Regions from separate parts of the Homo sapiens genome. Here all the other regions are linked to region 1. A link is a contact called in ENCODE Hi-C or POLR2A ChIA-PET data. All regions are on one chromosome and are shown on one strand. Each heading gives the region's core, a stretch centred on a gene start or an enhancer-like site at or near the end of the contact. The rest is flanking DNA. Distances are from core to core; before and after follow the strand shown. Region 1 holds the start of CLEC2D (C-type lectin domain family 2 member D). Region 2 holds the start of LINC02446 (long intergenic non-protein coding RNA 2446). Region 3 holds the start of GABARAPL1 (GABA type A receptor associated protein like 1).

Region 1 (4,677 bases), core at 1-2,500:
TCTCAAGCAATTTTCAAATTATTAAATTTCACAGGAAAGGAGGTTAGGAAGAACTATGTGAAAAACAGACTTGAACTTTTGGCAATCACATGTTGTTCAGGAGACAAAACCAAATTCAACTTCCAAGAAAGAGAAGCAGCTTTGATAAAAAGCAGGTTCTCAGATGGAATTACTAGAAGGCTTTATCATAGGTCCTAGGACAAACTAGAAATGATGAAATAGTAAAGAAAAAGATATATAAAATCTTACAGAAACTGGAACTCAGTCCTAATGCAACTTCATTTCTATTTGATAAAGGCAATAGCTGTCCAATCTGGAACTTATTTCTTACAGGTAAGGGGGGCTACTGTATAGAATTCAAAAGCAGGGAAAATATGTTGTCAGAGTTAAGATAGAGATTGTATTTGGGGTAATGAGCGTTGCAGGACATGAGTAGGGCACATAGCGTGTTGGTATTGTTTTACGTGGTTTTAAGATATACTTCATCTAGGCACTTGTTACATGTTATATTTTTAATGAATGTGTTTAGTTGTATGCTTATGATTTGTGCACATTACTATAAATTATATTTTAGTAAAAGGTGCCCTTACTGGCATTTATATACAAGAAATCAACACATCTGACAAGAAGCTCTTGCTGCTAAAGAGCCTCTGTGCTCCTGGATCATGCCAGAGGGAGCACAGAAGCTGCACACCGTTCAAGCCCATTTTTGAAAAGTTGTTGTAGCAGCCATAGCAGCAAATTCCCAAAATATCTTGAAGAAATTGAAAACAAGATATTTTTTGAATGAGCGTAAACTCTTGGGAATGAATTTTAATTTGAGATTAAAATTGCTGTTGTCTTTACTTACCTAACATTCATTTCCTCTGAGAGCCAACTCCTTCCTTTCAATAAATTCTTATTTTCTATCATAATATTGCTTTGTACCGCACAAAATACAATTATAATTTTTAATAGTCAAAGAAATTTTAAGTTATCAAACATTAGTTTCTTTCGTAACCAAAATACTGTTAGAGAAGTAGCTTCAACTTTTTAAAATTCTTACAAACACCAGTTTATTCTGTTGTGATGAGCTGATTTTTGAAACAATTTATGCTTCATTTGTTCCTCTAGCTATATTTAACTTAAAGGCTTGACATTTTGAGTTACTGGGGCGGTTACACACTTACACGTTTTAGTCGTTGGGCTTTTTTTTTGTTTTGTTTTGAATCATTCTTGGGGTTGAAAACGTAGAGACTGTGGTTTAGATCACTCATAGAAACTGGAGGCAAAATGCATGACAGTAACAATGTGGAGAAAGACATTACACCATCTGAATTGCCTGCAAACCCAGGTAAGAAGCTGGGCTCTACAGAGTAAGTGTGAGGACTGGAATGGGAAGGTAGTGGTAGTGATGGGCTCACACAGGAAAGGTGCTGATCTAGTAAAAAGTTTTCAAGGATAAGAGATGGAATGTGGGAGTCCATAAATTGGCTTATAATTTGTGTAAAACATGCATATATTTATATTCCCAGTTCTAACAACTAAGGAGAGGGAACAATGAGAGAAAGATGTAAGACAATGAGATAAGGTTAAGTTTAGGATTGAAAATAACAGTTAATTTCACTAAAAAAAAATCTATACAAACTCTAAAGTGTTACTCAGATACAAGATACCATCATTATTACATAGGTAGAAAACCTATCATGGAAGCTCTTAAGAGAGAAAAGGTAGAAAATAGTATGTAAAGGACATTTACAAATCAAAAAAGTAACAAAGGTTGAGTAGAAACTTAGTAGGGCATTCTAATGGAATTATGTTACATTGGATGCACTGGAAATATATATATATATAGCTTTATATGATGCTTTAGTAAGTGAAAAAAATGACTTTTGCCACAGTTAGGGAATATCAAGGTTTTATAACTTAGGACTTAAAAGTTTGGAGTTTTCTCCTCCCAACTTAAAAGGTAATCAATTTGGAGAAAAGGTAATTCAGAGGCAGAAAAAGATGAACTCTAAATGTTGTTAAATGACTTCATTTATTTCTTCATTCATTGGGTATTTTGAGCATTTTATACCAAATGCTTTAAACTGTTTGTCGGATAGTTCCAACATCTCTGTCATGTCCTCCTTGGCTTGTGTTTTCTTTCCCCATGGAAGTTGACATTTTCGTGGTTCTTCATATACTGTGTAATTTTGGATTGTAATTTGAACATTTTGAACAAATATTTAGTTAGACTGGATCTTATTTAAATTTTGGAGTATATTGATACTATTGTTTTAGCAAGCAATCACCCTGGTGAGATGAAGACAATCTGTGGGATCTGGTTCCAATGTCAGTTCCATTCTGAAAGCCTTTGTAGTGCTATTCAGACATGTGCATCAACCAGGGGTGAAATTGGGAACTGTGCAATGCTCTACTCATTAGTTCAGGTCTTAGCATCTTTAGTGTGCCAATTAGAACCATATCTAGGCATGCATAAGTTGAGGGGCAGGTGAATCCAGGAGTTTATGAATAATGTTCATGGGTCTCTTTCTAAAGTTTCTTCCTCTTCACCATCTGACCCGTACTTTCAGGTTCCCAGGGGCTTCTCCTTTCCATCCTCCAGCTAGAAATGCGGGCCTCCTTTTATTCTGATGAACCATATACTTCTGCAATTATAGCTGCATCTTTAAGCTCATGTGGCAGACGGACAGTGAGAAAGAAGAAAAAAAAAGCAAGAGGTTTGGCCCCACTCTCATGGAGCTACAGCTCAACTGAATGGAAAGGATTGACTTTAGATTTCTTTTCTTTTTTTGAGGTGGAGTCTCACTCTGTCCCCCAGGCTGGAGTGCAGTGGCGCGATCTCGGCTCACTGCAAGCCCCGCCTCCTGGGTTCACGCCATTCTGCCTCAGCCTCCTGAGTAGCTGGGACTACAGGCGCCCGCCACCACGCCCGGCTACTTTTTTGTATTTTTAGTAGAGACGGGGTTTCACCGTGTTAGCCAGGATGGTCTCGATCTCCTGACTTTGTGATCCGCCCGCCTCGGCCTCCCAAACTGCTGGGATTACAGGCGTGAGCCACCGCGCCCGGCCGAGGATTAACCTTTCTCAAGGTTTTGGCTATTGCATGTTGCTGTAGTTTCCCCTACCATCATCAGATTGCCTGAGGTTTGAGGCACATGAGAATGTAGACAAGAGGGGGAGAAAAAATAAACGTGGTATTTTCACACTCTATTTGAGATAGGAGTTTGCTTTTCTGTTCCTCAGACCATACCTCTAGTGCTTCTCCTGGAGCCCTCTCTTTATGCTGACAGAGGCTCAATTCCATGTTTCTGGCTGTATTAAGTTCGGGGCAGTGATACTAGAGGAGGGAAATTTAAATTCACCACTGGTTTGATGGCTCTTTAAATTTGGATATTCTTGTAAGATCTGCTGCTAGTATATCCTTTTTCCTTTTGCTCTTTTTTGTTTTGTTTAAAGACCATATTTTTAGAGCCATTTTGGGATCACAGCAAAATTGTGAGAAAGGTAGTTTTTTTTTTCATTTTCTCCTTGTTGCCACACATATATAGACTCTGTCTTAGTCTGTTTTGTGCTGCTATTACAGAATACCCAAGACTGGGTAATTTATAATGAACAAAATCTATTGGCTCATAGTTCTGGAGGCTGGAAAGTTCAAGACTGAGAAACACATCTTGCTCCATCATCCCATGGCAAAATTTGGAAGGGCAAGAGAGCACATGCATAAGAAAGAGAGAGAGCAAGAGGCACCAAACTTGCTTTTATAACAAATCCACTTTCGTGATAGTAAACCCACTCCCATTATAAGGACATTATGACCTGATTACCTCTTAAAGGACCTGCCTCTCAACACTATTGCATTGGGGATTAAGTATCTAACACATGAACTTTGGAGACACATTCAAACCATAGCAGTCTCTAACATCAACATTCTTCACCAGCAGTACATTTATTACAATTAATAACCTACATTGGCATATTGTAGCACTCAAAATTCATAATCTGATGGACTTCCCTTTGTCAGTGACCTGACCTTTCTCCCTGGCTGCCCTTAATATTTTTTCTTCCATTTCGACCTTGGAGTATGTGTCTTGGGGTTGATCTACTCATGAAGTATCTTATTGGGGTTCTCTGGATTTCCTGAATTTGAATATTGGCCTGTCTTGCTAGGTTGGGGAAGTTCTCCTGGATTATATCCTGAAGTGTGTTTTCCAACTTGGTTCCATCCTCCCTGTCTCTTTCAGGTACTCCAGTCAGTGGTAGGTTCGGTCTTTTTACATAGTCCCATAGTTCTTGGAAGTTTTGTTCATTTCTTTTCATTCTTTTTTCTCTAATCTTGTCTGTCTGCCTTATTTCAGCAAGAGAGTCTTCAAGCTCTGATATTTTCTCTTCTGCTTGGTCAATTCAGCTATTGATACTTGTGTTTGCAACATGATGTTCTCGTGCTGTGTTTTTCAGCTCCATCAGGTCATTTATGTTCCTCTCTGAACTGGTTATTCTGGTTAACAGCTCCTGTAATCTTTTATCATGCTTCTTAGCTTCTTTGCATTGGGTTAGAACATAATGCTTTAGCTCAGCGAAATTCGTTATTACCAACTTTCTGAAGCCTACTTCTGTCAGTTTATCCATCTCAGCTTCAGCCTTGTTCTGTGCCCTCACAGGAGAACTGTTGCGATCATTTGGAGGAGAAGA
Region 2 (4,677 bases), core at 719-3,218, 880 kb after region 1:
GGATACCATTTGGAGACAGGTGCAGGGGCTCCAGGACACCACTGCGGCACAGGAGGCCCTGCCCCGTGGCTCGGAGGGAGGAGGGCGATTCGGCTTAGGAGAGGTCCAGAGTCTGGAGTGAGGCTTCAGTCCCAGCAGGGCGCTGAGAGCGCAGGCGGACCTTCACCACGTCCAGGGGTGTCCTGGAGATGGAGGTGACGGCTGCCCGAGGCCACCACTTGTTGGAGGAGGCTAACGCCCTCAGGTCCTGCTCAACCGCCTCCTGGCTTCAATCCTGCCTCTAGGCCTGGCTGGCGCGGCGGCGCGCTCGGGCTCACTGCAGGGTCTGCGCATGCTCGCCTCCTGACAAAGCCCACTCTGAGAGCATTGCTGAATTTGATTTGCTGATATTTTGTTTAAAAAGATTATTTCTATTCAGGGAGGATATTCGTCTGCAGTTTTCTTTCCTCAACATGCCTAATTTTTATATTAGAGTAATTCTGGTCTCATCAAATGAGTTGGGAAATGCTCCTTCCTCATCTAATTTCTGGAAGGGTTTAAGTGGGATAGGTGTTACATTGTCCTTATATGTTTGGTAGAATTTACCACGAAAGTGTGGGTTTTCTTTGTGGAAAGGTTTTTTAACTGCAAATTGAATTAGTTTAATAGATATAGAGCTAGTTAGGTTAACTATTCCCTCTTAAGTGGACTGTGGAATTGTGTCTTTCAAGAAATTTGTACACTTTACATGTTATTGAATTAATGAGCAGAAAAATACTTAATATTCACTTATCCTTTAAATATCTGTAGCATCTGTATTACTTTTCCTACTTTTATTCCTGATATTGGTAATTGGTGTCTTCTTACAGTTTTGGGGAATAATCCATTTTGTTGACATGTTAAAAGAATCAGCTTTTGGTTTATTTTTCTCTATTGCCTTTCTATTTTCTATTTCATGGATTTCTGCCCTTATCTTTATTATTTCCTTTCTTCTGTTGGATTTGGAATTAATTTTCCTTATTTTTTAAATTCCAAAGTTGGAATCTTGGATAACTGATTTTAGACCTCTCTTTTCTAAATAGCATTTTATAACTTCCCTCCAAGCAGTACTCCAATAGTAGCAGAAATTTTGCTATGTTGCACGTTTATTTTCATTCAGTTCAAAATATTTGCTAATTTCGACTACAATTCTTCTTTCACCTATGTGTTATTTATAAGTGCATTTTAAAATTTTACCATATTTGGGAATGTTCCAAATATCTTTCTGCTATTGAATTTTTAGATTTATTTGTGGTCAGAGAACATGCTATGTATAATTCATTTTAAACATATGGGCTCTTTTGGCCCAAAATATGGTGTATCCTGGTGACAGTTCTGTGTGCAGTTGAGTATTTTTTTCTATTGTTGAGTGGGGTATTCTATATATGCCAGTTATTTCAATTTGGTTGATGGTGCTCTTCCAGACTTTTTATGTCCTTACTGATTTTTTTCTAAATATTCCAGTAACCACTGAGAGAGGTGTGTTGACATGTTTGACTATAACTGAGGATTTGCCTATTTCTTCTTTCAGTCTTGGCAGTTTTGATGCAGGAGAACATGGTCAGGAGACAGGGAACCTAAGATTGATTCACGCTGACTTCCTAGAACTGAATCAAAAGGAAAACCCCACCTCTCTATACCCAAGTAACAAAAAGATCAGGGGCTACTCCCTTTGCAACATCCCCCACCCCTTTTCTGCATTGAAGACGAAAAATGAAAGTATCTTTCATTGGTTCCCTCCTGAAACCAATCAGACTGATCACAGGCCAAGTCTTCATGTGTAACCTTGTAACTTTACTTCAGCCTCCTATTGGTCACCTTCTGCAACCAATTAGACTGATCACAGGCCACTACTTCATTTACATAAGGTGTAAACCAAGTAACCAATTGGAAACCTCTAGACGGTATTTAAACTCCAGAAAATTCTATAACCAGCCTCTTGAGCTGCTTGCTTGGCCCACTCTCACTCTGTGGAGTGTACATTTGTTTCCATAAATCTGTGCTTTTTTTTTCATTGTTTTGTTTGTGCATTTCATCCAATTGTTTGTTCAAAATGCCAAGAATCTGGACACCCTCCACCAGTAACAGGTAACAGTTTTGGTTCTATGTATCTTCAGATCTGTTATTAGGTATATATACATTTAGAGTTGTATGTCAGCTTATTGCTTTTGATCTCATCAACATTATGTAATATTCTTTATCTCTGTTGTAGTGATTGACAGAATTTTCTTTCAGTATAACAAAAATGCCACTTTATCATCTGATCTGCAAAGTTTCAGATGTGAAATTATAATTCGTATTGTCTCTAAACTCTTGGATGACCTGTTATGTTATTTTTTTACTCTTTTCTTATTTTTGGTAGTTTAGTTGGGATAATTTCTGTTCATCTATCTTCAAGTTCACTTGATTTTTCTTTCCCTATCCTGTGTTCAGTTTTCTAAGAAGTGCATGGAAGGAATTCTTTATTTCTGATATCATAGTTTTATCCTTGGCATTTCCACTTGACTCTTTTTAAAAATATAGTTTTCATCTCTGAAAAATTTCATCATATATCAATGCATGTTTTTAAAATTTCCACTGTTTCTTTGACATATTAAAAAATTATTTTAAGTTTCTCACCAATAATTTCAACATCTTGAACACACATATCTTGAGTTTTATCAGCTAGTATTTTTTTTTGGCAATGGGTCCTTTTCTCACTTTTTGTGTGTTTGTCGCTTATAATTCTATTGAATGGCAAACACTGTATGTCAGGCCAGCATGGCGATACCTCTTCTGTAAATCTGTAAAGTTGAAGTGTTGAGCTAGTTTATGTTTCATTGTTCCTGTGGTCACCTTTAGTACACCACAGACTTCAAATGCTCCCAGTGATGTACTGCCACTACCTTACACTTCGTGCAGGGTCTGGGGAGCGGGAGGTTTTTCTTAGTGTTCTGTTCTGATTTCAGCACGCCCTGCACACCTGCAGTGTGAAGAGGTTCTCTCTCTAAACTGTTGCCCCTCCTCTCTTGTGGCTTGTTACGTGAAAATAACGACAGTGTTGGGAGAAATAGAAATTCTAGTTTATCTTGGCCTATTCTCAGTCTTGGGCAAGGCCCTATGTACCTTGGCCTCAGGAGTGTGGTTTCCTCAGCATTCCTCATCGTCCTCCTCAGCAACCAAGCTCTTCTTGTATCTATGGGGAGTCTTGGGCAGGAAAGAATTTCTCCTCTGCTGGCATAGCAGATCTCTGCCTTGTGTCACTGTGGGATCCTTGACCCCAGAGGGTTTCCTGCTCCTCTCTGTTTGAACATCTTTTTTCTTCTCCCCTTCCTTCAACAGCAGAATGTTTTTGACTAGGATCAGTAATGGGGGAGTTTTCTGCCCCTCTTCAAGCAGTAGACTGTTGTTGTGTGTTGCTTGGTGCAAGGCTTGTGGTGGGAGGTATGGTGGTTTCCTTCTCTTTTCTCTGCTACAAAGAAATTTTGCTTTTAGCTTTCTTTTTGCATCACGTTACGTTCTGTAAGACCAGGAGAAAGAGAGAGGTTTATCCTACCCCTCCCCCAAGGGCAGAGAACTTTTGCTTATACTGCTTCTCTAAAAGCACTCAAACTTTGCCTGATTCCTGGGAGCAGGAGGGTTTGTTGGCCCTCCCTAAGTATCTTAAAGGTTTTGCTTCAAGTGAGAAAAGGCACTGGGAAATGCTGAGGTTTCATGCCTAGACGTCGCCATGGCTAAGGGGCTTTCTCTGGCTCTGCCCTGCCCCAGGCCTTCTAATGAGCTCCCACTTGAGGCCTGTGGAAAAGACCTGGAGACTCCCCTTGCAGCTAGGACTCTCAGTGACACATGAAAGCCCAACTGAGCTTAAGACTTTGTTCAAAATTTAGTGTTTTTATTTTACTTTTATGGCTGCCATCTTTTCCTCTTATGCTCTGCCAAAAATGAAACCGTCTATGAGTCCCATCTCTCCTTAGCGGTGCATGTCCCGCTTGGAGTTCAATTTAAGTGGTTGCCTTGTGACCTCAGCACTCTGATGTCCTCAGATAAAGTTATACTTTTATACATTATCTGAATTTTTCTTGTTGTCAGGTGAGAGCGATTATCTCTGTGGCTTTTTGTTTTCTAAGCACAAGTCCGTACAAGATGTTTTTTTTTTTAACTCAACTGGTTCAGTTTCTGTTAATACATTATTTTTGAGTTAGCATTATAATATTGCTTTGCTGGAATAAAGTCCTTTGTAAAAATATATTTCTGGATGATTTTCAATGAGGGCACTCTACTAAGTGAATTGTAGGCTATACTTTATATAATTTTATTTCATATGCTTATAAAATAAGAAGAATCCATGACACCTTTTAACTTAAAAATTGAATCAAAATAAAATCAGGCATAGAAAATTAATAGTGATGATCTTAAATTGATTTAAATACAATTGATACTATTAATCTGAAAATGACTAATTTTATATGAATATCCACATAAAGACAATAAAAATAATGATAAAATTAATAAATTTGGACATTGAGGAAAGAGACATGAAAATATCGAAGTCTTCACATTTTCATACCAGAGAAACAATCTTTACTACAAGTAAAACATATTTTTAAAAGAATAAAAGTCTAGTGACTTCAAAATCTTTATAAAAATAGTATTTCTCTTAATCTTAAAAGGGAAAACTTA
Region 3 (4,677 bases), core at 1,352-3,851, 540 kb after region 1:
TTCAATCTTTATGTATAAAAATTCATGAGGGCAGGGCGCGGTGGCTAGTACCTGTAACCCTAGCACTTTGGGAGGCCGAGACGGGCGAATCACCTGAGGTCAGGAGTTCGAGACCAGCCTGGCAGCATGGCAAAACCTCGTCTCTACTAAAAATACAAAAAAATTAGCTGGGCGCGGTGGCGGGCGCCTTGTAATCCCAGCTACTCAGGAGGACGAGGCCGGAGAAAATTGCTTGAATCCAGGAGGCAGAGGTTGCAGAGAGCCTAGATGGAGCCATTGCACTCCAGCCTGGGCGACAAGAGAGAAACTCCATATCAAATAAATAAATAAAATAAATAAAATCCATGAGTTATTTTATCACATTATATGTTTATAATTTTAAGTCTTACTTTCAAATTGAAAACAGTTTAATTTTCAGTCGCTCATGTTAGGTTTTTTTTTTTTTTTTTAGACAGAGTCTAGCTCTGTCGCCCAGGCTGGAATGCAGTGACACGATCTTGGCTCACTGCAAGCTCCCGCTACCACGCCCGGCTAATTTTTTTGTATTTTTAGTAGAGGCGGGGTTTCACGTGCTAGCCAGGATGGTCTCGATCTCCTGACCTCGTGATCCACCCACCTCCGCCTCCCAAAGTGCTGGGATTACAGTCGTGAGCCACTGCGCCCGGCCTCATTTTAGTTTTGATGCAAATATAGTTAAACCCTCCCGGGTTCTCCCTTCCGGGTTCAAGTGATTCTCCTGCCTCAGGCTCTCGAGTAGCTGGGGACTACAGGCGAGCGCCACCAGGCTCAGCTAATTTTTTCTGTATTATTAGTAGAGACGGGGTTTCACTCGTCTCATGTTGGCCAGGATGGTCTCTATCTCTTGACCTCGTGATCCACCCACCTTGGCCTCCCAAAGTGCTGGGATTACAAGCATGAGCCAACGCGCCCGGCCTATTTTTATTTATTTATTCTTTTTGAGACAGAGTCTTGCTCTCTCTCCCAGGCTGGAGTACAGTGGGCGATCTCAGCTCACTGCAGCCACTGCCTCCCGGATTCAAGCGATTCTCCTGCCTTAGCCTCCACAGTAGCTGAGACTGTAGGAGCGCGCCACCATGCCTTGTTAATTTTTGTTTTTTCTGTAGAGACAGGGTTTTGCCATGTTACCCAGGCTGGTCTTGAACTCCTGAGCTCAAGCGATCCTCGGCCTGGGCCTCCCAAAGTGCTGGGAGAACAGACGTGAGCCACCGCGCCTGGCCCCCTGTGGGTGTTTTTAAAATTAGAGACACTGAGACCCCGACTGAAGAAGATAGGCCACGGGGCTGCTGTTATCTAATATTTATCAGAACTCACCCGACTTGTATGGGCAACGCAGCCCCTTTTCACTGTTCTTTTTCTTTGCAAACTCCACAGTCCTCCCTGTCGCTGCCCTACAGTACTGGTTGGAAGGTCTTTCTTCTTTGACTCTAGGTGGGGAAATCCAGAACGAGGCTTCGCCTCACCTGCCCTAATGCCCAATCTTCTACTAGCATTCCAGGCAGCGCTTTCTAGTCACGTGAGGGATACCTAACCACTGGAACTAAATAAGATGTGGGGGAACAACTGAGGTCATCACCTAAATTGCTTGATACTCTCTTTTCCAGAAGACGAGCCCCCTTTCTGAGTTTATGGCAGAAAGTGAATCCCTCCCTCCCTCCCTTCCTTTCTTTTTCTGTAAGACGGTGTTTCGCTCTTGTTGCCCAGGCTGGAGTGCGACGCCGTGATCTCCGCTCGCCGCAACCTCCGCCTCCCGGGTTAGAGCGGTTCTCCTGCCTCAGCCTCCAGAGTAGCTGGGATTACAGCCATGCGCCACCACGCCCAGCTAATTTTGTATTTTTAGTAGAGACAGGGTTTCTCCATGTTGGTCAGGCTGGTCTCGAACTCCTGACCTCAGGTGATCCGCCCGCCTCGGCCTCCTGGGATTACAGGCGTGAGCCACCGCGCCCGGCTAGAAAGTGAATCATTTCTATATTTGATTGTACGTGAAGCCCTCGGTAGTCCTTACTGACATCATGTCTCCTTTAGACTTTGATTACACTCCGTGTCCTTCATCTGACTCCTCTCTTCAGATTCCTGAGTCACGCTCTGTTTATGTTGCTGTTCAGGAGCGAACTGCGGCACCGCCCAAACACTGTGACGCCAGCGCGGGAGGAGGGCCGCGGGAGGGGCAGCGGAACGCGCAGAGGGCACGGTGCAAGCACGGGACAGCTCTGCATTGGCCAAAGGGATCCCAGGAGGCCTGGCCCTCTTTTCTCCTGAGGCTGGATCCCAACCAGCAGGAAAAGGCTGGATTTTCGCCTTTTGTATTTGTTTTGGGGCCCAACCAAGAAAAACAGTGGAGGGGGAATAAAACATGTTTAAATCTTTTTTTTGTCTTAAAACCATCTTTAATTTCACAGTCACAAAATAAAACATAACTCGAATGTTTTGATGTTTGCAGTGACATCGATTGTGAAAAAGGTTAGCCAGAAAGGAAACGCAGTGAGACAGAGCGCTCGGCCACCCCCTGCCCTGGGCGCCTGGCGCATGGGGGGCGGGGCGGGGCTCGCGGGGTGACGTCACAGCCCGACGCGCCACCCAGCTGTTTTTGTGCTCCCAGCTCTAGCGAAAAGCCGCCGGTATTTCTCCATCTGGCTCTCCTCTACCTCCAGGCAGGCTCACCCGAGATCCCCGCCCCGAACCCCCCCTGCACACTCGGCCCAGCGCTGTTGCCCCCGGAGCGGACGTTTCTGCAGCTATTCTGAGCACACCTTGACGTCGGCTGAGGGAGCGGGACAGGGTCAGCGGCGAAGGAGGCAGGCCCCGCGCGGGGATCTCGGAAGCCCTGCGGTGCATCATGAAGTTCCAGTACAAGGAGGACCATCCCTTTGAGTATCGGAAAAAGGAAGGAGAAAAGATCCGGAAGAAATATCCGGACAGGGTCCCCGTGAGTGTAGAGGAGCGGAGGGGATGGGAGGGGAAGGGCCCGCGGGGGCGGGGGCGGGTAGTCGAGATGGCTTCCCTGGGGCGCCCAGGCGGCTCTGGAGAAGGGAGGTTCCGAGAATTACTTAATCCTGAACGCCCTTCAGTGCCAGAGCCAATGGACGTCCAGACTGTAGAGCTTTTAAAACCCCGTATGCCTGGGCCCCGAACCCCACTTCAGGGCTGACGGCGTTTTGGGGGCCGAGCCGCCGTCTTCAGTGACTCAGCAACCCACACACGGTCTCAGCAGCTGAGACCGTGTGTGGGTTGCGGTGCACAAAATAGGGCCCCTGTGGGCGAGACTGGTTAGATCGGGGCCATGGATTGGCTGCCTTTAAGAACGCAGGGACATTGTGCTGTGCGGTGAGGTTTGCGCAAACCCAGTCGATTTCTGCCTTGGCTGGTTCTCCTTTAATGAAGTTGACTTTGGCTCTCATATCATTGGTCTTGGGACGAAAAGGTTCAGAAGCTATTCAGTAATTTTCTTGCATTACAGGGGGTTAGGGGAGCACAAGACAGTCCTGGCCTGGAAAACAAGGTCACGTTCTCTGCCCAACAGCCCTCTTGCCTCATCGTTCTAGGCTCCGGGGCTTGTGTGGGGACAGCCAGCCTCCTCGTGTTGATTTCTGATCACCTGGTACCTGGTCGCGATAAGGCAGGACTGAGACGTTTTTTCTCCGTTTTGGACACCGGCTTAAGTAGTTAAAACTACCGCAGGCAGTGAGTAGGAACAGAAAAGTATTAGGTATCTTTCAGCATCCGGGCGTTTTCCCCATTACCCCCTCCCCCGCCCACTTGCCTGGTGTTTCTCTAATGCAGGCTGCGCAGCCGAATTGGAGGGCAGAATATGGCTTAAGTGGTAGGGGGACCAGCAGCTGTTGGATTTTGGAAATGGAGGAGCGGAGATTTTAAAATTGTGCTCTTTATCTTCAGGTAGGAACATTAGTATTACGTGTCACATAATGGTAAAATAATTGCTGTTATCTGATGTCTTTTCTTGACTCACAGCCACTCTGGGTTTCTTCTCTAATCCTTACCTAACGTTCGTGGTTTTATAGCTACCAGAAGCCACCAGGGCCTTAGCCCAGCAGTAGAAACCTCTTGTAACCCTTTTCCTTTAAAAAGAAAAAAAAGTCATTAGGGCTCTTCATTCCCCAGGAATTACAAAAAGGTTTTCAGCTTATAGAGGGGTGAGCTAATCCCTTACTCGGGAAAGGATCCTTTACAAATTACTTTCCTGGTTTCTGGACCTTGGATACCTGAAAATTTTGCCCAGTTCTGGTGATACCAATCTTTTGAGCAATGATATTTAAAAAATACAATCAAGTTTTATTGATAGTTTACCCTAGCGGTATTATAAGTACTCAGTCTGTAATCATTGACTTACTTCCTTACACGATTACCCGTTCTACAGATGGAGTATTCAAAGCACAAAGAAATGCAGTAACTTCCTAAAGGTTTCACATTGCTGATCTGTGGTTGAGCTGGAATTCCAACCCTGTCTGAAGGACTGTGGAGCTCTCGGGTATCTTAACCTCCATGCCATATTGTTTCTCAGTTTCTAATATAGTTGTATTAACCAGAATTAATGACGTGCTGTGGACTTTACACTGTTAAGTATTGGAAATAGATAAATATTTATGTGCATTCACTCTGAATATTTTAGAGCATTCTGTTCTTTTCCTGCTCATAGTTTGG

Evidence for each region. Hi-C counts contacts between places; a loop is a spot of excess contacts on that map. ChIA-PET counts read pairs that join two places held with the same protein, here RNA polymerase II (POLR2A). Pooled maps may share reads with other maps.
Region 2: POLR2A ChIA-PET joins it to region 1 with 12 read pairs in activated CD8-positive, alpha-beta T cell. The contact joins the promoter of LINC02446 here to the promoter of CLEC2D in region 1. A Hi-C loop is called at or near these places in 2 of 50 pooled maps. POLR2A ChIA-PET finds 5 or more read pairs at or near these places in 4 of 52 experiments (activated CD8-positive, alpha-beta T cell, activated naive CD8-positive, alpha-beta T cell and naive thymus-derived CD8-positive, alpha-beta T cell).
Region 3: a loop to region 1 is called in a pooled map, with 7 times the contacts of the local background. The contact joins the promoter of GABARAPL1 here to the promoter of CLEC2D in region 1. A Hi-C loop is called at or near these places in 1 of 168 maps with a recorded cell type or tissue (CD4-positive, alpha-beta T cell) and 10 of 50 pooled maps. POLR2A ChIA-PET finds 5 or more read pairs at or near these places in 2 of 52 experiments (CD8-positive, alpha-beta memory T cell and OCI-LY7).

What each region holds. Positions count from the first base shown.
Region 1 is chr12:9,668,463-9,673,139 of GRCh38, forward strand. CLEC2D (C-type lectin domain family 2 member D) reads left to right here and starts at 1,251. Exons shown (of 5, transcript NM_013269.6): 1 at 1,251-1,333. The coding sequence starts at 1,273.
Region 2 is chr12:10,551,411-10,556,087 of GRCh38, forward strand. LINC02446 (long intergenic non-protein coding RNA 2446) reads left to right here and starts at 1,969. Exons shown (of 3, transcript NR_146456.1): 1 at 1,969-2,106. It also overlaps the pseudogene SLC25A39P2.
Region 3 is chr12:10,210,276-10,214,952 of GRCh38, forward strand. GABARAPL1 (GABA type A receptor associated protein like 1) reads left to right here and starts at 2,602. Exons shown (of 4, transcript NM_031412.4): 1 at 2,602-2,944. The coding sequence starts at 2,855. GABARAPL1-AS1 (GABARAPL1 antisense RNA 1) reads right to left here. Exons shown (of 3, transcript NR_170310.1): 1 at 4,367-4,677; 2 at 3,779-4,094; 3 at 3,374-3,687. RefSeq lists an enhancer at 1,839-2,381 and a silencer at 2,475-2,734.